Regions from separate parts of the Mus musculus genome. Here region 2 is linked to region 1. Evidence: chromatin loops called from intact Hi-C (ENCODE). Cell type or tissue: heart. All regions are shown on one strand. Each heading gives the region's core, and the rest is flanking DNA. Links, peaks and the distances in the headings are about the cores only. Region 1 holds the start of Klhl24 (kelch-like 24). Region 2 overlaps Yeats2 (YEATS domain containing 2).

Region 1 (15,951 bases), core at 8,030-10,529:
TCTTGCCTGGCCTGCTGGAGCTCTCTATGTAGATAAGACATAGCTAAGCATGAATTTATTACATAGCTAAGCATGACCTTCAACTTTTGCGTGGTCCTGAGCTCAAAGGGTTATACATTCTCTTTTAGATGCTCAGTTTCTACTCTGTTCTACATAGCAAAGAGAAAAAAAGCATACAGAACTGGACTAACAATCTTCAACTATTGTTTTGGTTTATTTGAAACAAGGTCTTCCCTATACATAGCCCAGGATGGTCTGGAACTCCTCCTGCCTCAGCCTCCTGGAAGCTATGATTTATAGGCACACCCCACAGGCATGGCTTACAGCTAGAATCTTAATATAAACAATTATTACCTTAATATAACAGCGTTAGAATTTATCTATCACTGTATTTTTAAATATGTAAACTGTATGACCAGCCTTATTTTCTACCATTTTCTCAAAGAAATAATCAATAATTTTTTGAACAATTTATTTATATAGATTTTCAGTGTTGTATTAGCAGAAAATACTTAAAACAAGCTAAAGGCCCGCAACTAAACCTCAGGATATCTTTAAGATAGAGTAGTTTATTACAGCTATTAAAAAGTGGGGACATAGCTCAGTTGGTAAAGTGTTTGCCTAGTATGCATGAAGCCTTGGGTTTTGTATTACATAAACTAGGTTCATAGTAAACATTTGTAATCTCATTACTTGGAGGTGGAGGCAAGAAACTCAAGAGTTCAAGGTCATGCTTGGCTATATAGTGAGTTCAAGACTAGCCTGGTCTACATAGAGAGTTTCAGCAGGCCAGCCAAGGCTACATAAGTGAGACCTTATTCTTAAAAGAACAAAAAAGGCCAGGCAGTGGTGGCTCACGCCTTTAATCCCAGCACTTGGGAGGCAGAGGCAGGCGGATTTCTGAGTTCGAGGCCAGCCTGGTCTACAGAGTGAGTTCCAGGACAGCCAGGGCCACACAGAGAAACCCTGTCTCGAAAAAACAAAACAAAAAACAAACAAACAAAAACCCCAAAAACAATAAAACCAAAAAAGAACTGTCTTTAGAAGAGTGACTAAGTCCTTTGGTTACTCACGGGCAGTCTCTCTGAGGGATTGGGACACATTTCTTAGTCATAGATAGGCACTGTTACACTGGAGCTGTCACGTGCCTGACAACCTGAGTTAGATCCCCAGAACCCAAGCAATTAGGAGAAAACTGGCTCCTGCAACTCCTTTTCTGACATCCAGATGCATTCTGTGGCATACATGTGCCTTTCAACATGATAAACAAATAAGCGTGACAGTGAAGAGCTGGGCCTAAATAACATGCACATTTAACATTGTAATGCAGAACTACCTATTTATAATGGAAGTTTGGAGAAAAATTGTACTAGTTAGGGTTACTATGCTATGATAAACAGCATGGCCAAAAGCAAGTTGAGGAGGAAAAGGTTTCTTTCCGCTTGATACTCTCAGGTTACACTCTATCACTGGGAAAGTCAGGGAAGGAACTTGAGGCAGAAACTGAAGCAGAGGGCATGAAGAACTGTTTCCTGGCTTGTATGCACATCACGCCAGCTGCTTTCTTATGTAGCTCAGGACCACTTGTCCAGCGATGGTGCTGCCCCAAGGTTGTCTGGGCCCACCTATGTCAATCATCAAAAAAATGTCCTACAGACAACTACAAGCAACCCAATGGGGATATTTTCTCAATTAAAGTTCCTCTTCCTCAAATAACTCTCGCTTGTATCAAGTTGAAAAACAAACAACAACAAAACCCACCCCCAAAAAACAAACCAGCACAAAAATACAAGTAATAAACACCTCTTCCTATTTTCTATCCTTAGGTGAATTAATACTGTAATGTTTTGTTTTTGTTTTTGTTTTTTTTTTTTTGTACAGACTTATCTGGCTTTATATCCAGTCTTTAGAAGAGTTGAACAGAGCAAAAATTACAAAATGATAATGCATGATAATATGCAGTAGCACAGACAAGATGCCAAATAGATTCCTCTCTAACTTAAATTCTTAGCACTTAAGATTCCTAACATAACTAAAGAACATAATATTCTTTGATGTCCTCTGAGAATGAGCACAAGGAGGTTCAGGATCAACCAAGCAGGGTGGTGCATGCCTGCAAGCATAGCACTCCAGTGGTAGAGGCAGGTACTGAGTCCTGCATGGCCATGGAAGGGACAGCATGGTATGGTTTTCTGCCCCTGGAGCAGAGATAGCAAGGGGTGGGCCCCCAGTTGTGCTGACAGTTGCTGTGGGTGTGGGTGTAGGGCTTGTTTGTATAATAATGTACATATTTTCATGTTCCTCCTTTGGGGAGCACTCTCCTTGTTAAAGTTAATGACTCCATGATAATTAGAAACAGCATGAGTCTGGGAGGTGAGAATGTGTTCCTCAACAAAATGGTAAATGCTGTAAACTTCAGGATAGCCCATAAGGCTGTGGGAAAGAACTCTGAAAACATGAGTTCAAGAATGTATAATTTCTCACTATGCAAAATATAAGGATTCATTATGAACTGTATGAGGCGGCTTCATGGACCAGAGAGAACAAAGGCAGTTGCACTAATGAGCCAGATTATCAGAAAAATACAAAGGCAGATTTCTGAGTTCAAGGTCAGCCTGGGAAAGATGGAATTTGGGTCCAGATGAGGTGAGAATAGTTATCTCAGAGCTAGATCCCACCCAGGTAGCTTATTGTCTGTGTTTACAAAGGCAGGTAGATCCTGAGTTCAAGATCAGCCTTGGACAGGGTAAATCTAGGTCCAGGGGTTGTAGGAATTGTAATCTCAGAGCTGGATCCTACTCAGCTAGCTTATTGTCTGTGCTTACAAAGGCAGGCAGACCCCTAAATACACTTGCTATGTTAAAAAAATGTATTTGTTTTTTTCTATGAATCAAGGGGCTATGGTCGTAAAGTGCTGATTCGTGGGATAATAAAACAGGACCCTGGGTAAATGATTGAATTGATATGTAAATGAAAAAGACTGGGCTTTGGTATGCAAGAGGTGAGCTGTCACCAGTTCAAGTAGAACACAGAGCTGTCAGGTTGTACCCACAATTGACTTCAAGTTGTTCTTTTGTAGTTCCCAAACCAAGTTGTATTGGAAGCTGAGACTGGTCCTTGGCAGGCAGGAACATCACATGTTCAAGGTCATCCTCAGTTAAGAGTGAGTTCTAGGCTAGCTTGGGATACATGAGACCCTCTCTCAAAACAAGCATACACACAGAAATAGTTATGACATGGAAAGGAATTCGTATTTGAATCTTTACTAGACTAGATTCAAATTATGGTTAAATTAGTTAAAAGTCAGTTCCCAAATCAAGCATCCAGAAAAATCAAGGATGTATTCTTTGTATCAGCTTATCTAGTTTATCATCATCATCATCATCTCTGTATTTCAGGCTCAGAAAATTCAATAAGCAATTAGGACTTTGATTAGTGATATAACGACTGGTGTTGACAATAAAAACCTCTTTAAGCTGGGAATGGCAATATATGCCTACAATCTTAGCCATGATGAGGCAGACACAGGAAGACAGCTGCAGGTCTAAGGCCAGCCTGACTTAGAGAGATACACTGTCTAAAAACTCAAAACAAATCAAACCAACCAACTAGCCAACAAAGACAACAAAATTACCACCTTAAGAAGAAACAACCCTTTAACACTTCATCTACTAGACCTTGGCTTTGCACATATTTGCATTTCCTTGACACCTATAGGAAAACATGGGCCTGCTTTCTGTAGCCAGGGCAATGTATGGAGTATTAGGTAAATTATGGGACATAAAGAGATTAATTAAAACTTGCTTTCTTGCTGGGCAATGATGGCAATCATCTTTAATCTTAGCACTTGGGAGGCAGAGGCTGTTGGACCTCTGAGTTTGAGGCCAGCCTGGTCTACAGAGCTAGTTCCAGGACAACCATGCCTACATGAAAACTTTGTCTCAAAATCAAAACTAAAACCAAAACCAAAATAACAAAAAAACCAAAACAGAACAAGAACCCCTTGCTATCTCTTTTCTAAGAACACTTCATTAACCAGCATTCCACAACAGAAACAAATACAAATTCTTACTACTTATCACAGGGTAGGTGATTTGCAGTCATCTTACAGTATGATATGCTTTCAAAGTATAACTTTTAGTCTTCCATGTAAAATTAATCAGCCATTGTTTTCCCATTTTTAACAAATACAGTTTTACTTATCTATTTTTTTTACAAGTAAACTAGCAATAGTTAAAAATTAACCACATTTCCTGAGTGTTGGGATTACAAGTGTGCCTCACCACACTCAGTCCGATTCTGTGTTGATAGAATTGGTCACTGTTATTCACTATTATTCTTACTAGCACCAAATGATCCTGGCTTAAAGAAATGAAATGGTTTAAACTAGTAACGATGTTTCAATAGCCAGTAAATATAAATATACCTTCTCAGCATTTGTTTGACCAAAGCCCCAGGCAAAATACTTGTGTTATTTAAATTTTCACACCTAAAATAGAGAACAGTGACATATAAGACAGATGCTATCAGCTCAAGTACATTAGTAATATGCTGAAAACAGTTCTTAGTAAATTACAACTTTTTAATTTAAAGTTCAGTTTCATACAGATCATTAAAAGTAACACTCTCTTAAAGGAAATTAATTTTATATTCAATGATATTCAAATTTCTTTTACTATTTATGAAAGCAGTAAGCTAAATTTGATGGTGAGATGAAGAAAAGTATATCCTGTGATAATTCCACTTTGAATATTTGAAGGATGCTTACAAACTTACATTGCATTCAAATTCGATAGAATTAAGTTACTCTAAGAGTTGATGTCTTAAGTTTAGGCAGATTCAAAGTTGATATCAAAGCCAAATATGTCAAGAGTAAACAGTTTATTCACTCTGTACTACATGTAACTATGGAATCAATTTGAGAAAAGTCTCAAGAGTTAAAAGAAAAAAAAAACCTCACCTAGTTTTAATTTAAGCTTTTATTATATACCTTTTTATATAGAACCTCCAAGCTTATCAAGTAACTTTAATACATAATTCTTCTGCTTTACTGAACCTTACAATGTCCACACAACTAATTCAGCACAATTTTTGTGAGCTATTGTGCGTATCTGGATGTGTGTGTGTGTGTGTTTGTGTGTAGGAGATAGAGAAGAATGCTTAAAAGTACATACCAGGATTTAGAGTAGTACATAGAATAGCAATTATATTTAACTGCTGTTCTGATCCAATCATCCATTAAGAGAACTTGTACATTCTCAAGTTTACGCAGATTCAAAAGTCGATATTAAAAACAAATATGAGTAACCAACTTAAAACAAAAAACCCAAAATACCACAATCAGAGTAAGCTAAGATTAGGACATGAATACTATCTTGTACATTTCTTTACTTTCATTAGGCAGAATAATTTATCTGTACACTTGATGAAGAATATTGGGTCTTGGTAAGTCAGGTGATGGTTAGTCCTACCTAAGTAAGTATTCTTTATCAGTAGTTAGTAAGGCCCAAAGCCAATGAGAGTCCTACTACTGTCTGACACTAGGGTAGCAAATGCTAGATCCAAATTCAATTTTAGACACTGTAGGGTTGGCATTTTTACTGACTGAAAAGGCTTTGCTTGACTTATGCTCTTCACTAGACCTGACATGGAAACAATGTCATTTTGTAGCTCCCCCCACCCCCAATACACTCACTGCATTTTTATTTAAAAATGAAAAGCCTAGCAAAACAAGAGAGTGAACATTTGTAACCCCAGCACTCCATAAGCTGAGTCAGGAGGATCATTGTGAATTAGAGACTATTTTAATTTACATAGCAAGTTCCAGGTCAGCCAGGACTACAAAACAAGTCCCTGCTGTGAATGAGAGGGAGAAACGGAATTTTTTTTAAAAGATTTATTTATTACATGTAAGTACACTGTAGCTGTCTTCAGACACTCAGAAGAGGGAGTCAGATCTCGTTATGGATGGTTGTGAGCCACCATGTGGTTGCTGGGATTTGAACTCCAGACCTTCGGAAGAACAGTCGGATGCTCTTACCCACTGAGCCATCTCACCAGCCCGAAACAGAATTTTGACAGTTACTTTTTCTGCTAACAAAATTAGTTTTGGCTTATTACAACCAAACTAGCTATGGTGCCAATAAAATGCTCTGTGACCTGGGATTCTAAATAGCCTTTTAATATACAAAAACACTCGGAAGTCAATGATTTTTAACATAGTATTACACCAATTATTCAGAAATAGTTTTAGAAGCACCAACAAAACCTAATCACTTTGGTTTGAGACCAGGTATATTTCAGTCTGTATATTTCAGGCTTGATGCAAACTATAGTCCCCCATCCCCGTCCTGCAGTTACAGGCATGAACTCCACCCTTAAGAAGGTTTTCATTCTCCTTATTTTCCATTTGGTTTAGAATGTTTTGGATCATCTAAGATCAGTCAACTAAGGAGAACTCAGTGGCTAGCATGTGTGAGAAGGCCCTTGGTTCAGTCCTCAGTATCAAAGGAGAGTGTGCGTGTGGGAGAGGGTGTGCTGGAAGAATGAAAACTCTTGAAGATAATTAGCTATTCTGTTGTTGGACTCCCAAGTCTATGTTGCCCAGGATGGTCTTCAACTCCTAGGTCTACTGAGTATTGCTCTTACTTCAGTCTCCCAAATAACTGGAGCTGCCCACAGGGGATTCACCTTGAGCTTATGGGAGTATTTATAGCATGAAGAACAGAAATGTTAAAAACATCCAGCTGTCTTGTATCATTGTTGTAGTCACAACAGAAATGAAATCTTTTTTTTTTTGCATAAATGCTTGTGAGGACATTTTATTGACATTTTTCATTACAGAGTCCACACTTACATATTTGATAAAAGAGCTGTCCTAAATTTTCCAGGTAAGAGTAAATAAAGTGCATACAAGAATAAATGCTGCAACATATTTGCTAAGTATTTATTTTCCAAAGTCTTGACCTCTGACTCTTAATGAAATGGCAGGAAAACAAGGAAGTTAAAAAGCACACCGGAAAAGCATTAAGGTTTTGGCAATCTGGACGAAAGCCAGGAAAGTTTAAGATATAACTGATAGCTCTCAGAATATTGTTTTCTTCTTCCTGTTTAAAGACTAAGTCACAAGCTTTGTTTAAAGAAACTCAACTTATCAAATGGTAGGTAGTTCTTATTAAAGTATACTGGGTTGCATTTGTATATGTTAAGATCTGAATAACCTTAGTATACGAGTGACTATGTGTCCTGATCAGACAACTTCTTATTCTAACAGGCATCAGTACTTGGATTTTTAATATTAAGAGGGGCTGGAAGGATGGTTTAGCAGTGCTCTTGCAGAGGACCCAGGTTTGGTTTCCAGCACTCACAAGGCAGCTGACAACTTGAACCATCTAGAACTCCAGTTCCAGGAGATCTGACGCCCTCTTCTGGCCTTCGTTGGCACCGAACACAGGTGGGTGGGTACATGCTGGTCAAACACCCACACAGAATAAATCTTTAAAAAGTATATTAAGGCTGCTTTATTAAGTATATTATACCTGCTTTACTGAAGAAACTCAACTTTTCTGAGATAAAATGACAAAACCTAGCTGCACCATAAGTTTAAGAGATTTGGAAAACCACCTTTAATATCCTCCGTCTGGAAATGACTGGGCTTTCGGTTATCTTAATGTACAGTTTTCCAAACACACCTTCAACTCACTTATCAGAAACTTCTCAATTACCTGGGAGATTAATACACGAAATTGTGTGCCCCAAAAAGGGAAAACTAAGAAAGCTCATTCAAAAATCCAAAACCAAAAAACTTTTAGGTGAATAACCTCAAAATATCTTTTTTTTTAAAGGTAAAAGCCACCGTTTATATTTTTAGTGGCAAGGGATACATATTAAATCCTAATAAAGAAAAACAAAACACCAAACCATTATCAACCATCAACCATCTGGTGGTTGTGCCAGGTGTCAGCTGAGAACACTAACAGAAAAAAAAATTGACATGATTAAAATCCGCTAGAGCTGATATTGAAGCTTCTCAAATGTGGCCTTGTGGGTCATCCTTTACTACCTAAGGCTGGACAGAGCAGGCAAGGGCAACTTCGCAGAGCTGCGCGCTGTCCTACGCCAGGAGCTACGGGTTAGCCCCCACCCCCTGGCCTCTGCAGGGCACGCCCCCTTCCTACCCACCGCCCCGCTGCTCCCCTCCCTCGGCGCCCGCGTCCTCCAGGTCACCTTCAGGCGAGGGCGGGACTGCCTGGCACGGGCCACCCACCTACCACCCCCTGCCAATAAAAATTCGGAACTCGCCGGCCCGGCCCGCCTGCAGCGCCCAATCCCGGCCGCCCGAACGATCTTCGCCTCGGGTGCCCAGGGCTTGGGGGCGGGAACATTGGGAACTAAATTAAGAAGCAGAGGGCCCTGAGAAGGAAGCGGGCAGCCGGGTGGGGGCTCCCCCGGGACGGCCCGAGGCCGCGCTCCCGGTAAACAAAGGCTTCGCGGGGGCGGGTAACGGTCAGGTGACCACGCCCCGCATGTTTCGCAACTGTGCTGCTGGCTGCTATGGCCCCAGCACCCCGATCCTTATCCGTGCTAGGCGACAGCACTCACGGTCACCCCACGGAAACTCCAGGTCCGAGGCCGAAACACTCCGGCCGCTTCCACCCTAAGTGTATTGCTGCCGCGGGGCTCGTCCCTGCCCTGTCCCCACGCCCGAGGCCGCATCGGGCTTCTGGCAGCCAGGGACCTCGCCTCCCTCCCGCCGGTGCCGGGGATCAGCGCCGCGGTCGCATGCCGCTTGGAGCGGCCACCCTGGTACCTCTCGGCGCAGGCTGGAAGCGGCACGAGCGGCGACCCCCGTCCCTGCTGCGCCGGCGTCTCCTCGAGCCACCGCCAGTCTCTGCCACTGCTCACAACAAAGGAAACATGTGACCGTCGAGCCAAAACACTTAGCGTCACCCACCCTTGGCCAATGGGGGGGAGGCATCCGCCTTCCCGGAGCATTCTGGGAGACGTAGTTTTTACTGCCGGTGGGCTCTCAGGCCATCTGGGTTCCGCTAGAGGGCGGAAACCCAACCCCGGGCTGCTAATTCCAAACATTTATTTAAGGTAGAATAAGATTAAAGGAATGCATCTTGATCAAGACAGAAGTGGTATGTTGATTGTTTTCAAAGAGCCCTTTACATCCCAAAGCCAAAGCACAAGACCAGGACTTAGCCAACCTTAGAGCTTGGAATAAGGCTTGTTTTAATTACCATGTTCTAACACACTTGGGAAATCAGAGGGCCTGAGAGGTGGAGTGTACTAGAAGCCTGGTCATAATTGCAGAGGACGCTTTCTTTGTAAATCTGTCAAGGTCGCTATCAGAGCCTCAGTTACTTTTTAAATTTAATTTAATTTTTGTCTTAATCAGATGCAGGAGTTGAACAAAAATTGTAACAAACCTTTATTTTCCGAGGCACATGGAATCTTCTTCAAGATGTTTTGTTTCTAGGAGATTCCTTTTCAAGGATGGCCGTCCTCTGCTCTTGAAAATGTTTGGATAGTTCTGGCTTCTGACAAAAGTTACGTACTTCTTCCTTCTGCACTTCATTAAGACAGCCTTGCCTCCGTTAAAATTAGATGTGTTGCCACAAGGTAGAGAGAGAGGAGCAGAGTTGACAGGCAGGCCATTTGATAAGCTTTTAGGTCTCCTTTTCATGTTCTATTAACTTAAAAAAAGCCTACTGAGTACTTCCTGGGGCGCGGGGGTGGGGGGTGGAGTGGGGGGGACCTTTCTTTGACTTTTCTAAGATTTATGGCTAGGCCTGCAGTAAAACTGCTTGCCACTCTGGCTTGACCAGTTGGTGCTATCAGCTTAGAGAGTCCTTTCTTTGGTTTTCTCTTGTCAAAGCAAGAAGATTTATTTTCATATTCTCTCCTTCCTTCCCTCGTCCTTTTCCCCTCCTCCCCTCTTTTCCTCCTCCTTCCTTCTCTTCCCCTCTCTTCTCCACAAATTGATTTAAACAAGATACATAACTTGAAGGAAAACTATCTAGAATTCTTTTTAAATTGTCTATTATTATTATTATTATTATTATTATTATTATTATTAATTCTTTGTGTGTGTCTGTATTGGCTATCTGAGTGCTGGTAAAGATCAGAGTCATTGGGTCCCCCTGGAGCTGCAGGTGCTGGGAGCTGAAATCCAGATAGAGCAATAAGTGCTCTTAGCCATTAAGTCATTTCTTCAGCTCTATTTATTTAAAAATTTAAAATTTAAATATGTTTTGTCTGCGTCTGTGTACCATGTGCCTGCATGCAATGCCCATGGAGGCCAGAAGAAGGCACCAGATTCCCCAGCACTGGAGTTGGTTTCAGAGAGTGTGAGCTACCATGTAGGGATGCTGGAATTCTAGGCTTCATCCTCTCTCATAAAGCAGTCAGTGTTTTTAACAATGGGGTCATTGCTCCAGATCCTTTATTTAGGTTGCAAAACAGCGTCTTAATGTTTCTGAGGCTGACCTCTAATTCATTAGTGATAGAATTTTTATTTTATTTTATTTTATTTTATTTTTTATTTTTTGGAGGGAGATTTGAGAGAGAGAGAGAGAGGGAGAGAGAGAGAGAGAGAGATATGTTTGAACTTATTCGTTTTTCAGGCAAGCATTTTATTAATGCTTCAGCAAGCAGTACAGTAGGGCCCAAAGTGAGAAACTTAGTTTCACTCAAAGTAAAAAGCAAGGTGTCTATTCTTTTTTTTTTTTTAACAAATATTCTTTTTTTGTTTGTTTTTGTTTTTAAAGATTTACTTATTTATTGTATGCTTTAAATACACTGTAGCTGTCTTCAGACACTCCAGAAGAGGGTGCCAGATCTTGTTACGGATGGTTGTGAGCCACCATGTGGTTGCTGGGATTTGAACTCAGGTCCTTCAGAAGAGCAGTCAGTGCTCTTAACCGCTGAGCCATCTCTCCAGCCCCCGTCTATTCTTAAAGATTTCTGAGCGAAGGAGCATATTACATTGTAAGGAAGCTGGCTTAGTTGATATGTGGTCTATGCTCTACGAACAAGACAGAAGAATAGGGCTTATGTGACTTGGATCATATAAGGTCATGAGGTCACCCTTTCTATGGGAAGGGAGGTATGGTGTGATGGTTTGTATATGCTTGTCCTTAGGAGGCGTGGCCTTGTTGGGGTAGGTGTGTCACTGTGGGTGTGGGCTTAAGACCCTCATCTTAGCTTCCTGGAAGTCAGTATTCTGCTAGCAGCCTTCACATGAAGATGTGGAACTCTCAGCTCCTCCTGCACTTTGAGTACTAGGATTATGAGTCTATGCCCAGCCTGTGCACTGCTACGATGGAACCCTGGTTAATTGTTTTGTGCTGTTTGAGCTTACTAAGAAGCTGGCATTGGAAGTGGTGTTCCTTCCCTCCCAACTCAGACCCAGGCATGGTTGTCTAAAGTGTCTTCCAGGGTCCCTTGTCTGAGATGATGTTCCGAGGGAGGGAAGAGAACAGTGAAACAGCCCAAAAATAAACCATAAAAGTCACGGTTTCCTTGAAAACAGCTAGAAAGTGAGCCACCTCCAAGAGAGGTTACAGTGGGAAAAGGAAGTTGGAAGTTCAGCCATAGCAAGCTCATTCAGTGGAGACAAAGCTCAGGTTGGAACTCCAGCTGACTGCCTCGACTTCCCCAGTTGGTTTCTTCTGGATTTGTGACTTCCCATTTTGATGATACTATCTCTATATGCTTTTTTTCATCATTATTTTTTAAAAAGGTTTATTTGTTTGTGATACACACACACATATATATGTATGTATTTTGTCCACGTGTATGTCTGCACATACATACATCTGAGAAGAGGGCATCAGGTCCCATGGGACTACAGTTATAGACAGTTGTGAGCTGCCACACTTTAGCTGAGAACTTGCTTACAGTTTTAGAGGGTTGATTCATGATCACCATGGCAGGGAACATGGTGGCATGGCAAGAAAGGCATGGTGCTGGAAAAGTAGCTAAGATTAGTTCATATCTGATTTTCAAGTTGCGGGCAGAGAGAGGGTGTGTGTGGAGACTGAGTAACTGCCTGGCTGGCCCTGGCATGGCTTTTGAAACCCCAAGCCCTTATTTCCTCCAACAAGGCCACACCTCCTAATCCTTTCCAAAGAGTTCCACTAACTGGGAACCAGACATTCAAATGTATGCATCTATAGGAGCCATTCTCATTCAAACTACCATAGAGTCTGTATAGAGTTCATGTTCCTGGCCCCAGTTTCTTGCTCTAGTGACCTGTAGAGGCATGTATGAACCTCAGCTTGATCTGTTATTCCTGGCACTCTTCTTCTTGAAGATGCCAACAGGTCCTAAGAATTTATCTTGCCCACTTGTGGTCCTTGGATTGCTTAGTAGACAGACATTCCATGAATCCTGCAGAGTCCATGAAGGAGAGGGGCTAAACATACCCAAGAGTAACCTCCATTTTTGTTCTTGAAAAATCTCACCGACTTTCTTCAGACATAAAGCTTGGGCAACAACCGCCAGACCCAGAGTTCTCATTTTGTCATCTCAGCGGATGCTGTGCTCCCCAGAGGTTCTGTGTAGGCACCCACTCTAAGTAACACAACCTCCCTGAAGCTCTATTAGAGATCTCAGAAAGTTTCCACAGCGGATAGCCCAGAGGTCACCCTATGCTGGGTTGCTTTTGCTACTTCATTACATAAGCTTAGCCCTTTGACGGTTGTGTCCTCCAACTCTGTTTGCAGTGGTGCTTTATAGTCAGAGGATTGGTCCGAATGCTAGCTTTGCATCCTAGTAGCCTCATGCTTGAGTACGCTAACCTTTCTCAGCCTGTTTTCTCATCTTCAAAATGAGGATAATTCTGGGAGTGGCAGTTCCCACTTGTAATCTCAGTTCTGAGGACCTTGAGGTAGGAATATCAGTAGTTTGAGGCCAGCCTACGTTACATAGCACAAACCTAACCAAACCAAAAAGCTATTTAAAGTACAAAAATATAAAAACATTTAAAATATAAAAATAAATTAAGATAAAACTACCTACTTTGTGTAATTATGAGGATAAAATAGGAAAAAAGCAAATATGTAGTATGTGGGATATAGTGAGTATTTAACAACAACCAAGAATAATCACCATTTTTTCTCTCACCAATTTCTATGTATATGTTTATGTGCCCTAGATTTTGGATGTGTACTACGTTAGTGCCGGTGCCCATGGAGGCCAAGGAGAAGGCACTGGATCCCCTGGTTCCAAAGCGAGTGCTTGAACCAACCCTGGTCCTCTGCAAGGACACTATATGATATTAATTACTAAGTCATCTTTTCAGCTCCTCTTATATAGTTTCTGCCTTCTGTGCTTTGTCCTGTACTTTAAGAACATGAGTTGTAGTGAAGAAAATAAAGGAAGAGTAAAAAGAGATATACTATCTCTTATATTGACTTGGAAAAGCAAGTTTTAAGGAAAAAAAAAAAACCTCAGAAATTAAAGCTAAAAGAAATCACATAAATAAGCATATGTTAACTATGGGTGCAAATCAAGGTAAATTTAAGTATTGCATGGTGTCTTAGTCAGGGTTTCTATTCCTGCACAAACATCATGACCAGAAGCACTTGGGGAGGAAAGGGTTTATTCAGCTTACTCTTCCACATTGCTGTTCATCATCAAAGGAAGTCAGGACTGGAACTCAAACAGGTCAGGAAGCAGGAGCTGATGCAGAGGCCATGGAGGGATGTTCTTTACTGGCTTGCTTCCCCTGGCTTGCTCAGCCTGCTCTCTTATAGAACCAAGATTACCAGCCCAGAGATGGCACCACCCATAAGGGGACCTCCCCCCCTTGATCACTAATTGAGAAAATGCCTTACAGCTGGATCTCATGGAGGCATTTCCTCAACTGAAGCTCCTTTCTCTGTGATAACTCCAGCTGTGTCAAGTTGACACACAAAACCAGCCAGTACATATGGCTAGAGGACAAAGGTTTTATGAAATTGCCTCTCTGGATCCTATTTTATTTGTTTGGTTTTGACATTGATTTGGGGTTGTTCCCTATATCAGGCTGACCTTGAATTCACTATAAATCCCGGGCTGGCATTGAACTTGTAGCAGTTCTCCTGTCTCATCTTCTCAAGTGCTGGAATTATAGACATGAGCCACCTTGACTGGCTTTTAAAATATTCTTCATTTATTTTATTGTTTCTTGTTTTGTCAGGCTGATCTTAAAACTCATAGCAATCATTCTCCCTCAGTCTCCCACGTGCTGGTTTTGTAGACATGTCCCCACCTTCATGTACCCAGGCCTCAGCAGATCCTCTGTAGACTTGTTATCGTATGTTATACATTCTTTCTCGCACAAAGGATATCATAGAGAAGACGGTTTACTCTTTCTGATGGGGAGATATAATTTATCTTAAAACTACACTGTATTTAGAAATATTGAGAAAGATCATAAATGGCTGGAAGAATGGTAATTTGATATGCTAGTATCATGGAAATAGGCTTTACAATAACCCTTCTGAAAACTATAAATTAAAATGTTTTGGGAAACTACAATGAAACAATAAATGACTGATTTGTAGATATTGTTATACTAAAGCCAACTTAATAAAAAACAAAACAAACAAACAAACCCAAACTAGCCCTCTGAACACCCAATGAGAGTGCTGTCCTCTAAAGGTGTATGAAAGTGTGTCTCTGCCCCTATATCTTCACACAAAGGTGACATGATTGTTTAAAACATGGTTGACTCTGAGCTGTAGAACATAGGTCAAAGGGTCAGAGGTTGAAGAGACCTATGTTTCTTCTAGTAACAATTTGACATAAAAGACTTATTATATGCATGTATGAAGTACTAAAATAAAAAGTTTTACTTATTCATTACTCATAGTGCTGAGTGCTGGAGGATCAAATTTGGGGTAACATAAATGCTAGACAGGTATTCTGCCCCTGGGCTTACATCCCAAGCCCCTGAATGTTTCTTTTAAATGTATGTTAAAAGCCATGTCTATTTGCTTGCAGTTCTAGATGACTCTGTCACTGGCCTAGAAAAGGCTGAGGTCTCCCAGGTCACCAGCACACAGGCACAGAGCCTGGCTCTGTGGTGACTGACAGCATTGCAAACACATGCCTGGCATAGTTCAGAAAGCCTGTCTTGTTCTATTACTAGTGCCTGGACGTTTTGCTCCTGTGGCAAATCTCTAAATTTAGATGCTTTTTAGGGTGACCTGTGAGTGACCTTTGTCATGAAGATTAGTGAAGCCTCGGAAGGCAGCTTGCTTCTTCTTCATGAGTTTGGATGGAAAAGGTGGTGCTTGGAAAGCAAGGCTTGTGGGGATTTCTCTATCAATGGAGAGTGAGGTAGTGAGCATCCCAGTTTTTCCTTTACATCTCTCAGGAGACATTTACCTTGCACTTGTTTATTTGTGGAGATCAGTTCTCACTCGGTCAGGAAGAACCTCTTTTCCTGCCGCTGTGCCAGCTGGCCCATGAGCTTCTGGGTGACTCTTAGCCCTGCCTCCCATCTTGCTGTGGAAGGGCAGGGATTACAGATGCTTGCCTCGGCATCTGGCTTCTAAAGTTTTCTTGGAGGCTTAATGTGGGTCGTTAGATTTATGCTGGTAAGACTTTTATTTATGGAGCTGTCTCTCCAGTCCCTAGATGTAACTCATAAAATAAAAATCCAGGGTAAAGTTCTCTCTTTTTTTTCCCAGTAACCTTATGGAGCTATCTGAAATTAACATAACTTAGCTCTAATATAATATCTTCCATGTTTAAGTCCCCCCCCCCCAATTTTCCAACTAAAAGTAGCAAACACTTATTATCCTAGTACTTGGGAAACTGAGGGCAGAATGATCTCAAGTTCAAGGTCAATCTTTGTTGAGAGCAGAATTATCTGACCATACTGAAAATTTGTTCTAACTCTCTCTTTCTATTCAATCTCAATCTCTCCCCCATAACCCTCCCCTTCTCTCA
Region 2 (15,951 bases), core at 4,827-7,326, 89 kb before region 1:
AGGCCAAGGTAACCCTGTATCTCAGGAGGGGGAGACAGGACGGTCCCAAGCTCCAGCCTAGACTACAGTGAAAGCTTACCACAAAACAAGCAAACCATCAAAGGAAGGAAGTGGGAATAGAAAATGGAAAGCAACAGCAGAGTGAGATAAAAACCACTGACCTTTGTCTCCACCTCAAAAGACAAAAGCAGATCTCAGAGATAATGTGCCAAAATTGAACTTTAAGGAAAATAATTAAAGTTAAGACTACTACTTGCCTACGAAATGAAATGTCATCAACAAATACTAAAAAATAAATGGTAGAGGTAAGACTTTCAAGGGAGTTACTCCAAGAAAACCTCATTCTGATCAGAAAACCATCTGTGATCCCTGTCAACTAAGTTAGAGGAATGTTAACTGCTGGGGTGGGTACTCACTAAAGCAGATTTGCATCTCAGGGCCACTCAGACAGCAGTCTGCATCTGAAAGGCTTTCAAGTAAGATAACCATCTTGAGAAAACAGGAGCCAAACAGGGAAGTGCTTTGGCCAAATACTGAGCAGACTGTCTTGAGTATGTGAAGAAGTCGGATGCTGTATGGATAGGTGATATTCTGAACTACTCTCTATTTGAAGAGGTTAAGAATTACTTTTTTTTTTTTTTTTTTTTTTAAAGATTTATTTATTTATTATATGTAAGTACATTGTAGCTGTCTTCAGACACTCCAGAAGAGGGAGTCAGATCTCCTTACGGATGGTTGTGAGCCACCATGTGGTTGCTGGGATTTGAACTCTGGACCTTCGAAAGAGCAGTCAGGTGCTCTTACCCACTGAGCCATCTCACCAGCCCAAGAATTACTTTTAAATTAATTAACTAAGGCTGATGTGTGCAAAGGGGACAAGGTTTGCTCCTTGTACCATCAGAAACCATGCTGCCAGGCAAACATTTTTATAGAGAATGTATATGTGTCTGTGTGAGTCTGCACATGTGTGTGCAGTGCCTAAAAAGGCTAGAAGTGGCATTAGATCCTTTGAAGCTGGAGTTACAGGTAGCCGTGAGCTGCTATGTAGCTTCCGGGACCTTTAAGAGCAGCAGGCACTCTGAACAGCTGAGCCATTTCTCCAGCCTCTCAAGGAGTATTTTTAATGAAGTAAGTAAGGCTGCCTCTTCCCGTACTGAGCTTTCAACTAGTACTGGGTAAGCACTTGAGAGATGTGCTGAGCACTGTCTCCTATATCAGGAAGAAAGTGAAGAAGAAATAATCTTCAGGATCAAATGCTGTCTTTGGGTAGCACCCCCGCTGAGCTTGCGCAATATAGTAAAGCAGGGACAGTTTACCTTCACAGTAGATGTCAAAAAACTACTTCCATGAATCTTAGGAATAGGGGACCCTGTTCCTTGGGAAGCCTGAGAGGCCACTGGGAGCTTGCTTGTAGGACTTCCTGATAAGCAAGACAGATATAAAAATTATGTATCAACAAAATAAAGTTTACAAGATATAATTTAAAAATCATTTCCCCCATTCTTTGTTTCCAATTATTTACTGTTCATTTTTAAAGGTTGAAGATTCAAAACCATAAAAGTCTAAACACACACACACACACACACACACACACACACACACACTCTGCTGAATGCCAACTTTTACTGCACCTGTTTCCAAATGCTGCCTGTGTTATCCCACAGCCACACAAAGTCTGATTAAAAAAATTCACTTAATCATCAATAGTAAATAAGTTTAGATCTAAAGAGAGATTCCATAACTTATTTTACCTACCAAACTTGCCTCTTCAGAGTTGTGGGCTGATTCCTAAAACTAATATGTAGCCACAAGACAGCTCAGCATACCTAAATATGCTGGAAGCAGAACTTTTCAAATGATCTCTACATGTAAACCACTCTAAAACCTAAGCTTAAAAACAAAACAGAACACCTATGTGGAAGTCCACTATATATAGCAATGTGTGGGGTGGGAAACAGCCTCATTTCTTTAAAATCATTCATTTTATTTCTCTGTTCCTATTTCCCTTAACAAGGGAAGATTACACCTTAGGAGCATGTGCAAAAACATGGGTTAAATGAAGAAATGGATACAAGGTTTTAAAAGAATACTAAAAACCAAGACCAAACCCAGAAACCTGATAGGGACCATGGAGCTGTGGGATTCTAATTCCTAAACACTGCACTTTCACCCACAGTGACTCTTCCTCAGAGAAACAGTATGGGCTTCCATTTATATACACTTACTACAGATGGAGGGTTCATGCCGGGATTTTATCATTAATAAAAGATCAAACTCTTCAGGTGATACTAGTAGTGCTTATCCATACCTGTACTTGGAGTGGAGGCTCCAATGACCTGCCCAGGCTTATCCACAATAACATGAGGGTTGCTGACACCAGAACTGGCAGTGCCTTGCTTCAAATGAACTGGAGTGGAAGTTGGTGTGCGAGGTAATGGTGATGGGCTTGGAGTTGATATTGGAGAACCTTTGTTAATTAAAGAAAGGAGAGAAACAAAATAAACAGAAATTAGGTAGGAAGATGCCAAAGACATAATCAGAAGAGAGAACAGGCCCAGCATCTCAAATACTGAGCAGGGCCTGCACCAGTGTGGCTGAGGCCAGGTAGTCCAGTTTTACACCGTGCACTTGGATAACCCGGATCATTTCAAGACCAGGGTCAGCAAACTGAGCGACTAACTAGAAACAGATTCTGACGCTAGAGAGATGGCTCCGCTGTTAAGAGTACGTGACTTGTTGCTCATCCTGCGGGCTTGAGTGTTCAATTTCCAGCACCCACATGGCAGCTCACGTTCCAGGGAATCTAAAGCCTTCTTCTAATCTCCATGCGCACTGCTTATCTGTGGTTCCTAGACAGACACACAGGCAAAACACTCCTACACATAACAATTTTAAAGGAAAAAGTTAAAAAAAGAAATAATTCTGAAAAGCTTTAAGTTTTGTAAGGGATGAAGTCACCAACTCCAACCGACTCCAACTGACTGGGATAACAAGCAAACACTAACAAGCAAGATTCAGATCTTTTGTTCAGCACTTATAGTAAATATTCATTTTATGGGATTGCTTTTAACCAGTATTTTGTTTTTGGCAAATGATCATAACAACATTCACACAAACACACATACAACCACGAATGTACTGGGTCAGAGACATGAAGAACACATAATTTAAGATTACAGTTACATGCCAGGTGGTGGTGGCACACATCTTTAAAATCAGCACTTGGGAGGCAGAGGTAGACCAGATCTCTGTGAGTTTGAGGCCAGCCTGGTCTACAGAGCAAGTTCCAAGACAGCTAGGGCTACATAGAGAAACCCTGTCTTGAAAACAAACAAATGATTGCTGTTACACATTAGCTTAGGCTTCAAAATCCAACAATACAGCTACTTAAACAACATAAATGAGAGACCTATGAGGAGCCTCACCCTAGATGAAGAACATAGGCAACTAAAGACTGCCAAGAAAGCTTCTTTCCCAGGCATGAACACCCTACATTTCTAGCCAATCTTACTTGATCAACCCCAAAAATATACACATAAGCAACACTAAAGAGACTCAACAGTCACATTTAATATAATCACACACACACATACACACACACACACACACGCACACACACACCCTTATGCACACAACAATAATTAGAAAAATAAAAGGCCATGAACACATGGGAAGGGCTGGAGGGATGATAAGGAATAAGGTAAATATATTTTTATATTTAAAAAAATCCAAAAAGCAGTGGTTTATTTATTTTTTTTTTAAAGATTTATTTATTTATTTATTTATTATATGTAAGTACACTGTAGCTGTCTTCAGACACTCCAGAAGAGGGAGTCAGATCTCGTGATCGGATGGTTGTGAGCCACCATGTGGTTGCTGGGATTTGAACTCCTGACCTTCGGAAGAGCAGTCGGGTGCTCTTACCCACTGAGCCATCTCACCAGCCCTAAAGCAGTGGTTTATATTCATAATGTAGACCACTACTGCACTTTGGTATGATAAATCTCTTAATATCATAGCTGGTATTTATAACACTGAATGTTCAAAGAAAATCAGTAAGGAAATAGCTAGGTTGAGGAATTCTGTGTTTTGATTTGGAATATATTTAGAATAGGAAAATGTGAAATTTATTTACAATAGACAGAAATCTCTATCAGTACTATGTATGCCATAGGCAGAACCCCAAACAGTATTCTCAAACTCTACTCATGCACAGCTAAGCACACTTAATTACCTACCCCAACCCACGGAACTTGTCCTCTGTAAATTTCTCTGAACCTCAAATCAATTTATATGTTCAGTCTACTCCACTTCTGAAACATTTCATTTCAAATTTCTTGGTAGCAGATTAAATTACAGGATTGTTACCCTCTATGGATTGTATAACAACATAAATGAGTAGGTATACATGTAGTTTTGCTTAGCTATCCACGAACAACAGTAAATATTCCCATTTGCCTTCTTTTAAAATTTATACAGAGGGGCTGGAGACATAGCTCAGAAATTAGGAACACTGGTGGCTCTTACAGAAGACACAGATTCAGTTCACAGCACCCATATGGTGGTTCACAGTGACCTGCAACTTCAATTCCAGGGGATAAAAAATATCTTCTCCTGGCCTCCACAGGCATACACATGATACACAAACATACAAGCAGCTAAAACATTCAAACATATGAAATACAATTACAAAGAAGTGTTCTCCCTACTTAAGACATTTTCAACTGCCCCTTCCTGTCTTTCCTGAAGTACAGCCAACAGTAAGTATGTTCCCATTAGTCCTTTTGGTATAAATGTGAAATTGTCACAAGCTAAAGCCCCTCAGCAAAATGGAAGTCTCAGAATGACTGCTCATAAGATCAACAATGCTCTAGCAATGGATAGAGAAAAATAAAAGGCAATTCAATTCCACACCAACTCAACCCTTAGAAGAAGTCAAAGATTTCTCAACTCTAATCTTAAAATATAGCAGAACACCCATTTGCCAGGGGAAAACTGGAATAAATACCTTGGACCTCATTTCTTCACCCTATTCAGAAATTTGTTCCATTTAAATGACCTGTGCTTTTCTTTGGGACAGCTTTGCTTACCAACAGTGGTTAACTGTCCTTTGATACACATGGCAGTGTAGAAGCATCTCCGAGCTGGGTATGGTAGTTCTCATCTGTAATCTCAGCATTTGCAAGGCTGGGCAAGGAACACCCTGAATTCCTGGCCAGCCGGTGCTACACAGAAATTTCCAGGCCAGTTTGATAGTCTGATTTCCCCACCTAGTAAGAGCCACCCACACTATCTCCAGCACCTGCTCTGCATACCTGAGACAATCTTACAGCTCATGGTGATTGGCTGAAAGGACTTGCCAGGTGACTCGGGATTAGGCACCTGACTTTGTGGCACAATTTTGCAGCTTGATGCGATAGGCTGGAAGGCAGAATTCCCATGTGAACTGAAGGTGACCTTCTGTGCTGTTGTCACTTTAGTGGGTGTTCTTTCCAACGAAGATGGTAAAGAATAAAATGTACTGTGTCTCTCAGCTTCAGTGGTCTCTGGGAATCCTGTTTGAAATGTAATGACAGATGATAAAATCAATTACAATGAACCATCTTCCAGCTTTGGGAAATAAACAAAACTGTTAGAGCCTGTGCCACAGTGCTCCACACCCAAATGCCCCTGGGGAGAGAGCTGGTCTCCCAGGAGTGCAGACACACCTGTGAGCACAGTTAAGACCACCATTTCTACTCAGAGGGACCCACCTGGAACCCTCATGACACAGGAACTGAGGAGGAGCCTGGGGCAGGATCCTTCCTGTTTCCATTTGCACCCAGAGCTGATCCTGTGCCATAGCACTCCGTACTCAAATGCCCCCAGGAGAGATCTGGTCTCCGAGGAGGGTCGATACACCTGTGAGGACAGGTAAGACCACCACTCTGCTCAAATTCCTGGCCCAAGAGGGACCCACCCAGAGCTATCAGGACACAGGAACCGAGGAGCAGCCAGGGGCAGGATCCTTCCAGTCTCCATCTGCACCCCAGAGTTGACCGTGTGCCTCAGCTCTCCATACCCAGATTCCTACCAGAGAGAAGTGGTCTCCAAGGAGTGCTGACACACAGGCTTACAGGGGGGACAAGCCACAGTCAGAGACAGTAAGGCCAGCTAACACCAGACATAACCAATGGTGAGAGGCAAGGGAAAGAACATAAGCAACAGAAACCACGGCTACCTGGCATCATCAGAACCCAGTTCTCCCACCAGAGGGAGCCCTGGATACCCAACACACTGGAAAAGCAAGACTCTGATCTAAAATCACATTTCATGATGATGATAGAGGGCTTTTAAAGAAATACAGAACACAGTTACCTGTAACACAATTACACAGGAAGAAGCCCTTAAAGAGGAAACACAAAAATTCCTTAAAGAATTACAGGAAAACACAACCAAACAGGTGAAAGAATTGAACAAAACCATCTTACAGCTACAGTATACTCACATACATAAAATAAAATAAATCTTAAGAAAAAAAAATCACTACTCCTTAATATTTCTTAACATCAATGGACTCAGTTCCCCAATAAAAAGACATAGACTAACAGACTGGATACATAAACAGGACCCAGCATTTTGCTGCTTACAGGAAACCCATCTCAGGGAAAAAGACAGACACTACCTCAGAGTGAAAGGCTGGAAAACAATTTTCCAAACAAATGGTCCCAAGAAACAAGCTGGAGTAGCCATTCTAATATTGAATAAAACTAACGTTCAACCAAAAGTTATCAAAAAGGATAAGAAAGTATATTTTATATTTGTCAAAGGAAAAATCTACCAAGAAGAACTCTCAATTCTGAACATCTAGGCTCCAAATGCAAGGGCACCCACATTCATAAAAGAAACTTTACTAGCGCTCAAAGCACACATTGTACCTCACACAATAATAGTGGGAGACTTCAACACCCCACTCTCACCACTGGACAGATCACGGAAACAGAAACTAAACAGAGACACAACGAAACTAACAGAAGTTATGGACCAAATAGATTTAACAGATATCTATAGAACATCTCATCCTAAAACAAAAGAATATACCTTCTTCTCAGCACCTCATGGTACCTTCCCCAAAATTGTACATATAACCAGTCACAAAACAGGCCTCAACAGATACAAGAAGACTGACATAATCCCATGCCTCCTATCAGATCACCACAGACTAAGGCTGCTCTTCATTAACAACTAAAACAACAGAGCGCCCACATACACATGGAGCTGAGCAACTCCTGATTCAATGATAACTTGGTCAAGAAGGAAATAAAGAAAGAAATTAAAGACTTTTTTACAATTTAATGAAAATGAAGGTACAACATAGCCAAAGTTATGGAACACAATGAAAGCAGTGCTAACAGGAAAATTCCTAGCTCTGAGTGCCTCCAAAAAGAAACTGGAGAGAGCACACACAAGCAATTTTTTTGTTTTGTTTTGTTCTTTTTGTTTTGTTTGTTTGTTTGTTTTTGAGACAGGGGTTCTCTGTGTAGCCCTGGCTGTCCTGGAACTCACTCTGTAGACCAGGCTGGCCTCGAACTCAGAAATCCACCTGCCTCTGCCTCCCAAGTGCTGGGATTAAAGGTATGAGCCACTATGCCCGGCTATACACTCTTAACAGCACACCTGAAAGCTCTAGAACAAAAAGAAGCAAATATACCCCAAGAGAACTAGACAGCGGGAAATAATCAAACTCAGGGCTGAAATCAACCTAACAGAAACAAAAAGAATCAACAAAACCAGTAGCTGATAGATAAACCCTTAGCCAGACTAACTAGAGGGCACAGAGAAAGTATACATATTAACAAAACCAGAAATGAAAAGGGAGACATAACAACAGAAACCGAGAAAATTAAAAAAAAATCATCAGATCCTACTTCAAAAGTCTATATTCAACAAAATTAGAAAATCTGGAATGAAATGGGCAATTTTCTAGACAGATATCAAATACCAAAGTTAAATCAGGATCAGATAAACTATATAAACAGTCCCATAATCCCTAAAGAAATAGAAGCAGTCATTAGAAGTATCCCAACCAAAAAAAGCCCAGGACTAGATGGGTTTTGAATAGAATTCTATCAGACCTTCAAAGAAGATCTAATATCAATACTCTTCAAACTATTCCACAAAATATAAACAGAAGGAACACCACATAATTTGTTCTATGAAGCCACAGTTATGCTGATACCAAAACCACACAAAGACCCAACAAAGTAAGAGAATTTCAGGCCAATTTCCCTTATGAACATCACTGCAAAAATACTCAATAAAATTCTCACTAAAAAGAATTTTCAACTGAGGAAACTCAAATGGCGGAGAAGCACCTAAAGAACTGTTCAACATCCTTAGCCATCAGGGAAATGCAAATCAAAGCAACCGCGAGATTCCACCTCACACCAGCCAGAAAAACTCAGGTGACCACAGATGCTGGCAAGGATGTGGAGAAAGAGGAACACTCCTCCATTGCTGGTGGGATTGCAAGCTGGTACAACCACTCTGGAAATATCTCTGTTGGTACATTTACACAATGGAATACTACTCAGTTTTTAAAAACAATGACTTCATGAAATTTGCAAGCAAATGGATAGAACTTGAAAATATCCTGAGTGAGGTAAACTCAGTCACAAAAGAACACACAAGGTATGCACTCACTGATAAGTGGATATTAGCCATCCCATATACATTCACCAAACCTGGACTGTATTGTGAGTGCCAGGAAGTGCTTGCTGAAGGGAGCCTGATATGGCTGTCTCCTGAGAGGCTCTGCCAGAGCCTGACAAATACAGAGGTGAATGCTTGCAGCCAACCATTGGACTGAGTGCAGAGTCCAGTGGAGAAGTTGGAGAAGAGACTGAAGGAGCTGAGGGGGTTTGCAGCCCCATAGAGGAGCAACAGTGTCAACCGGCCAGATCCCTTGGAACTTCCGAGGACTGGACCACCAACCAAAGAGTACACATAAGAGGGACCCATGGCTCCAGCCGCATTTGTGGCAGAGGATGGCCTTGTTGGACATCAGTGGGAGGAGAGGCCCTTGGGCCTGAGGGTGTTCGATGCCCCAGTGTAGGGGAATGCCAGGGTGGAAAGGTGGAAGTGGGTGGGTGAGCACCCTCATAGAGGCAGGGGGAGGGGGAATGGGATAGGGGGGTTCTGAAGGGGAGACCTGGAAAGGGGAATACATTTTAAATGCAAATAAAGAAAATATCCAATTAAAAAAAAAGGATTAGATTATCAGAAAAAAAAAAACCTTTTACCACATTATTCAATATTAATTCAAAACCCATTTAAAACAATTGTCAGCATAAAATAAGTATCATTTATCCCCTTAGATATTTTTGGTAGAAAGTAAATCCTGTGCTCAGACTGCTAACTTAGGTAAAACAATCAGTGATGTGATAGTTGACCTTTGTTTGTCAACCTGACTAAGGTCACTAAGACACACCTGTGTATCTTAGTGTTTCCAGAGAAGTTTAAGAGACTTCCCACTCTGAATGTGAGTGGCAGCATCCCCCGGTCAGTGACAAGTCATTAACACAGAGTTCCAGGAACACCAGGGACCAGCAGGGAGGTCACTGGCGAGATGAACTTGAACTTGCTTCACAGGCCTTTGGGACTAGCATGTAGGAGGAATGAGAAAGAGTTTGGATCTGTGGCTATCAAAGCCCTAGGATGATGCTGTGACCAGAGTCTAACATAAAGGCTGTTCTGGTGGGACTACAGAGGATCAGGTTGCTGACAGGCATAAGAATGTGTTCATGGGGCTTGGAGGAGACTAAGGACTCTGCTGAGAACTGGATTAGAAGCTGTTGTGTGTTATACTCCAGTAAGTAAACACACAACCAGAACTAAAACCACTACTAACACTGGCTGCTTTCTATCCCGGCCCTGGTCATCTGCGTGAGGTTGGCTTAGACTAAGTTGACTGGCAGAGGAAAGAGTAAATGCAACTCTCAGGCTGCACCGAGGCGTCATTCACTGTGTGTGCTGAGGTTGACAACGAGAATTCAGAGTCAGAAAGTGTGAGTTTGCTGAGTTAAGGGGCATGAGCTCAGTAAACAGACCAGGTGCTCTCAAGGCAGCAGCCACTGTAAAGGAGGCTAAGTAACATCACGAAGGTATAGCCTCATACCTGCAACCGGATGATAGGAATATGGTCTAGAATATGGGACTCCACCCGTGGAGGGCTAAAGAAGCAAAGTCATTTCGAAACCTCAAAAGACAAAGCCTACAGAAGTCCTGTTCAAGACCACACAGGCTGCTGGAGCTATGGTCCAAAGGTGTCAGGCTATATCTCAAACTGGCAGCAAAACCAGGCAGTATCCACATGGTGCTGATTTTACGAGCATGCAAACTCCAAAAGGTATAGGGCTGGAAACAGGACATAGGACATAGACAGGACTCAAGGCTGTTGGAGCCCAGATGACAAACACAGAGCTATAGGATTCGGTATTTGCTTTGGTTCAGTATTCCTTTGTTAGGCCTTTATTCCTTCTGCTTGGAATGAGACGGTTCACTCTACCACTGTACACTAGTTTATAAACCGTCTTTTTTGATTATACGTGGTCCAATTGAGAGACTGCCTTGAGTCTTAGAAGAGACTTTGAATTGGGCTTTTGAGCAATGTTAAAACTGTTAACGCTTTGGAGCTTTATGAGGCTAGAGAGATGGCTTAATGGTTAAGAGTATTTGCTTCTCTTGCAGAAGCAAATAAAACCCAAAATGAATTACTGTATAAGGAAAAAAAAAACTTTGGAGACTCTTGAGGACTCCTGCATTTTCATTCTGAGATGAATATATGCCCTTGACGGATATACAGTAAGGGTTCAAAAATAATGTTGGAGATGGAGAGATGGCTCAGCAGTTAAGAGCACTGTTCTCTTCACAACCCAGAGTCAGTACCCAGCTCTCACATCAGGTTCACAAATGCCTGTAACTTCAGTTCCAGGGGTCTGATACTCTCTTCTGCTCTCTATGGGAACCAAGCATTCGTATGGTGCACATACATATATAGAACCAAAATACTCACACATAAAATAATCTAAAATCAATGCATTTGTAAGTCAAGGTGACAGAGAGTAGACATCTGATTGTTAATTCCCATTGCCAACTTGACTAAATTTGGAGTCACTAGGACAAATACCTCTGAGGAAGTCTTTAAAGGAGTTTTCAGACAGGGGTGTGTGTGTGTGTACATGCATGTGGTTGATGCAAGTGCCTTCTTCAGTTGCTCTCACTGAACATGGAGCTCACCAATTTGGCTACACTGCTTGGCCAGTGAGCTCCAAGAGCCTACCTGTCTCTGGACCCCAGTGAAGGGTTACAGATATATACTGTTTATCTAGCTTTTACATTGACTGGGCATCTGAATTCAGGTCCTCATGCTTGCATGCAAGGCTCATTATAGCTGAGCCAGCTTTTCTACCCTCCTCAGGCTTACCTGAGCAGGTTAACCCCCCAGGTTTACCTGGGAATCAACTGCTTATATATAAAAACTTAAATGAACATTAACACATTTATATTCTTATTAAATGATAAAACATCATAAAATAAGATAAATGTTGATGTTGAATATTACTTTTTTTTACAGAAGACTAAATATGTAACATTAAAGTCTCCTATTCACACAATCAGAACCTGAACCAGAAAGTTCTCAGCAAAGGATAAAAATGTAGGGGCTGGAAATGGCTCTGCTTTAAAAACACTGGTTGACCACCCCCAGGGGTTGCAACCCAGAAGCTGAGTCACTCAGAGTACCTGGGATTGACTCCCACCATCCACAAGATGGCTCACAACCATCTGCAGCTCCAGCTCTAGGAGATCTGACGCCCTCTTCTGGCTTCTGTGAGCACAGGGTGTGCATGTGGGGGACAGACATATAGCCAAAGCATTCATGTACATAAACAAAGTAAAATGTTTTAAAAGGATAAAAATTCAATGATTATTACGGTCTTTTTACTCTTCTAAAATGTAGAAATTTATGAAAAACTTAATACCGAGAAGAGCTTAAGTTTAGCTATTTTCATAGTAGAACTGCGTGCTAGCGGCTCGCCACATGAGAAAAACACCCAGAGCGTGATCCTTCCAGCAAAGAGGCCCGCATTACCTTCCCCCACAGGGGCAGCAGCTGCCGGCTCAGGGGACTGTGCCACTGCTGAGGCTTTCACGGCGGCTGGAAGCGTCAGGGTTGGAGGCGGGGCATCACATACGTCTGATTCCGACGACTGAGGATAAACGGAGTCTTCACCAAGCGAGTGCCGATGAAGCTCGACGTCCACCACCTACACAGTTGGGAACAAGGAGGCTTGAGTCCATCATCAGTGTGACGGGGCTTGTGCTCCGTACAGAAAACAAAGGAGTGTTGCCACATCCCAACAGGCAATGCAAGTTACGGAATTAGATTGTCATCATACTTTAACACACGGACACCTCAGTGGAGTCTCTGTCTTTCCATTCACTGCTTCTACTTCTTCGAACATTCTTCCCCTACGGCCACCTTCCTGCCAGGACATCACAAGCGTCACCCTCTCAGGAAGACTTTCCCTATCCATTGCAACTTAACGTAAGCTCCCGGCTCGCCAGCCGCTCTTCTTCAGCAGTTATTTGTAGTTGAAACTGAAATTGTCTTATCTGCTTTTGTTTTTAGTGTTTACGGTCTGTGCTGGCTACTTTTTATTAACTTAATATAAGCTGGGGTCATCTGGGAAGAGAAAACCTCAACTGGGAAAATGCCTCCATTAGGGGAAGCCCGTGGAGTATTTTCTGAATTAATGATTGATGTCAGAGGGCTCAGCCCAGTATGGGCAGTGCAATCTATCCCAGGGCTGGTAGTTCTGAGTTAAGTAAGAAGACAGGCTGAGCACGCCATGAAAGACAAATTAGGAAGCAGTATACCTCCATGGTTTCTGCTTAAGTCCCTAATTCCTCGCTTCTGCTTGAGCTCCTGCCCTACCTTTCTTCAGTAATGAGCTGTGGAGCTGTGGCAGTGGTTCTCAACCTGTGGTTGCGACCCCCTAGGGTGGGTCAATGACCCTTCCACAGGGGCTGCCTCAGTAGTCTCAATAGCAGATATTTACATAATGACGCACAACAGTAGCAAAAGTACAGTTATGAAGTAGCAATGAAAATAATTTATGGTTGGAGGGTCACCACAACATGAAGAACTGTATTAAAGGGTCACAGCATGAGGAAGGTTGAGGATCACTTAACTATGACTTGGGAGCTGTTAGATGAAGTAAGTCCTCCCTCTCCAAGTTGTCACTATCCTTATGCTCAGAAACATCAGAGTACATCCTCAAAAATAAGTTATCTTAGTCATCTCTTCAGTCCTAGTATCTGACCATGGAAAGCATACCGAAGGTACTCAATAAAAGTCTTCTGGTATCATGAAGTGCACTGCTACAAACTTTAGGTTACCTAGCTGGGTAGACTAACTGCAGATATACAATAAAAGCACAAGGGTAGAGGATAAAACTGGAGGCCTTATATTTTCTGAGTTCCAAAACGTATTACAAAGCATTAGTTATTAAACAGTATTTGAAACAATAAAACAGACACCAGGACCAATGGAATAAATTCAGAGTTCAATCACTCTGAAATAAGAAGGCCAGTCTTTTCAATAAATGGGGCTAGGAAAACTGGGCATCCACATACAAATAAGTTGGAACTTATGGTATAACAAATTTAACCCAGTACCTACCCATAAGAGCTCAAAATGAGCCAAGGAGATGGCTCAGTGGGTAAAGGCCTTGCCACCAAGACTGACAACCTGAGTCCCATCCTCTAAACCGAGAGTGGAAGGAGAGGACCAACTCCTAGAAGTGGTCCTCTGCCTGCCACACAAAAGCCCGGTGCTAAAACAGGAAGCTCTCAGAAGGAAACACAGTGGTGCCTCGGGCCTGACTCAACACTCAGTTCTTGGACAGTAAAAGCACAGGCAAAAATCCCAGAACCCACGATGAGAAAGACTCTGATTTTGTGGCTGGAGAGTTGGCTCAGCAGGTAAGAGCACTGATTACTCTTCCAGAAGAGCTGGGTTCAATTCCTACCCTCCATATGGCAGCTTAAACCATCTGTAACTCCAGTCCTAAGACAATAACCTGGTTTGGCCTCCTCAGGCACTGGGTACGAATGTGGCACACATGGATATATACAGGCAAAATACTCATACATATACAATACTAAATCCTTTTTAAAAATTAAAACAAAAAGGGTTTTTTCCTTTTAATTTCTTTTCTACATTTAGTTGTGTGCATGTAGAAGCCAGAGGACAATCTGCAACCTTAGTTCTCTCCTAGCCCCATGTATATTCTAGAGGTCAAATTCAGGTCACCAAGTTTAGTGGCCAACATTTGTAACCTACTAAGCTCTCTGAGAGTCTATTAGACTGGGACATTTTCATGTATATATACACACACGTGTTCATGTATATATACACACACGTGTTCATGTATATACACACACATGTTCATGTATATATATATATATATACACACACACCCAAGTTGCTCTGGCCATCGCCTTTAGCAAAGCAATAGAAAAGAGACTGAGTATTATCCTGGACAAAGGATTTGGACAGACATTTCCTGCGAGAAAATACTAACAGACAGCAAGCCCATAAAGATAATGCTTGAGGCCTCGTCCACCGCTGCCGCCTCGTCCACCGCTGCCGCCTCCTCCTGCCGCTCCTGGTGCTGCTTGTGCGCTCCCTCAGTGCGGACCCGGTGCCTCTTTTGTGAAGCGGCAGCTGAGGAGACTCCGGCGCTCGCCATGGCCGACGAGAAACCCAAGGAAGGAGTCAAGACTGAGAACAACGATCATATTAATTTGAAGGTGGCGGGACAGGATGGTTCTGTGGTGCAGTTTAAGATTAAGAGGCATACACCACTTAGTAAACTAATGAAAGCCTATTGTGAACGGCAGGGTTTGTCAATGAGGCAGATCAGATTCCGGTTTGATGGGCAGCCAATCAACGAAACAGACACACCTGCACAGTTGGAAATGGAGGATGAAGATACGATTGATGTGTTCCAGCAGCAGACTGGAGGTGTCTACTAAAAAGGGAGCCTGCTACTTTACTCCAGAATTTTGTTATAGACCAAGAATACATTCTCAATTAGAAAGCCACAATTTGGTCCCACCACATCCTGACTACTACAGTATAGTTTTCTCTCTTCTTTCATTTCCCTGTCCCCATTTCTTTATTGTACATAAAGTAACTGGTGTATGTGCACACTCATAGTGCTCTCTCTTTCTTTTCCTTTTTTAAACTAAATGACCGATGTTCTGTTCTGGTTGACATGAGATGGAGATGGTCTGGGGAAAAATACTGGGTTTGTGAAAATACCCCCTTCTCCACTAGTGGCATGCTCATTCAGCTCTTATCTTTATATTCCAGTAAGTTATTTTGCTCTCATTGTTTTAACAAAAGAACCCAACAACACCAAATCCTTGCATACCTTGTTCGATTGGAGAATTTTAATGTTTTTCATTTATCATTGTAAAACCAAGGACAATTTTATAACTTTTTTGTACGTAGCTGTTACATGTAGGGCAATCTGTCTTTAAGTAGGGATAAATTACTCTTGAACAAAATGATCCTAGATAGTTTTCCCTTCAAGTCAAGCGTCTTGTTGTTTAAATAAACTTGTTAAAAAAAAAAAAAAAAAAAAAAGATAATGCTTGATACTGCTAATAATTTTAAAATGCCAACCACTTCACAACTGTAACGGTGACTACCTATAATTTAAAACCAGAAAAATAACAAGTATTAAAAAAGATGTGGACAATGTAGACTCCATACTTGTGGGGGCAATATAAAATTCTATAGAAAGATGCCATGGAAAATACTACAGTACTTATTCAAAAAAACTAAAAATAGCATTATCATTAGATGTAATTTCACTTCTGGGGATATGCCTAAATGAA

The links. Hi-C counts contacts between places; a loop is a spot of excess contacts. Peaks named below come from ENCODE experiments on the same cell type or tissue, not always from the same donor. Only the 100,000 strongest peaks of a DNase experiment are listed, where the experiment ranks them.
Region 2: it touches region 1 in a loop (2.3-fold over the local background); 1 of 42 quality-filtered maps calls a loop at or near these places.

What each region holds. Positions count from the first base shown.
Region 1 is chr16:20,090,530-20,106,480 of GRCm38, reverse strand. Klhl24 (kelch-like 24) reads right to left here and starts at 8,927. Exons shown (of 8, transcript NM_029436.3): 1 at 8,810-8,927; 2 at 4,427-4,489. In heart, for the core only: CTCF peaks have their summits at 9,053 (motif pointing right) and 10,295 (motif pointing right); DNase peaks (open chromatin) are centred at 8,370 and 8,990; H3K4me3 peaks cover 1,576 bases; H3K27ac peaks cover 1,865 bases.
Region 2 is chr16:20,175,855-20,191,805 of GRCm38, reverse strand. Yeats2 (YEATS domain containing 2) reads right to left here. Exons shown (of 31, transcript NM_001145930.1): 10 at 12,131-12,305; 11 at 5,316-5,555; 12 at 2,309-2,467; 13 at 1,317-1,420. It also overlaps the pseudogene Gm10241. Among named protein-coding and RNA genes, the nearest start is that of Yeats2, 43 kb to the right of the region's middle. In heart, for the core only: a CTCF peak has its summit at 6,252 (motif pointing right); no DNase peak of the experiment used is centred there.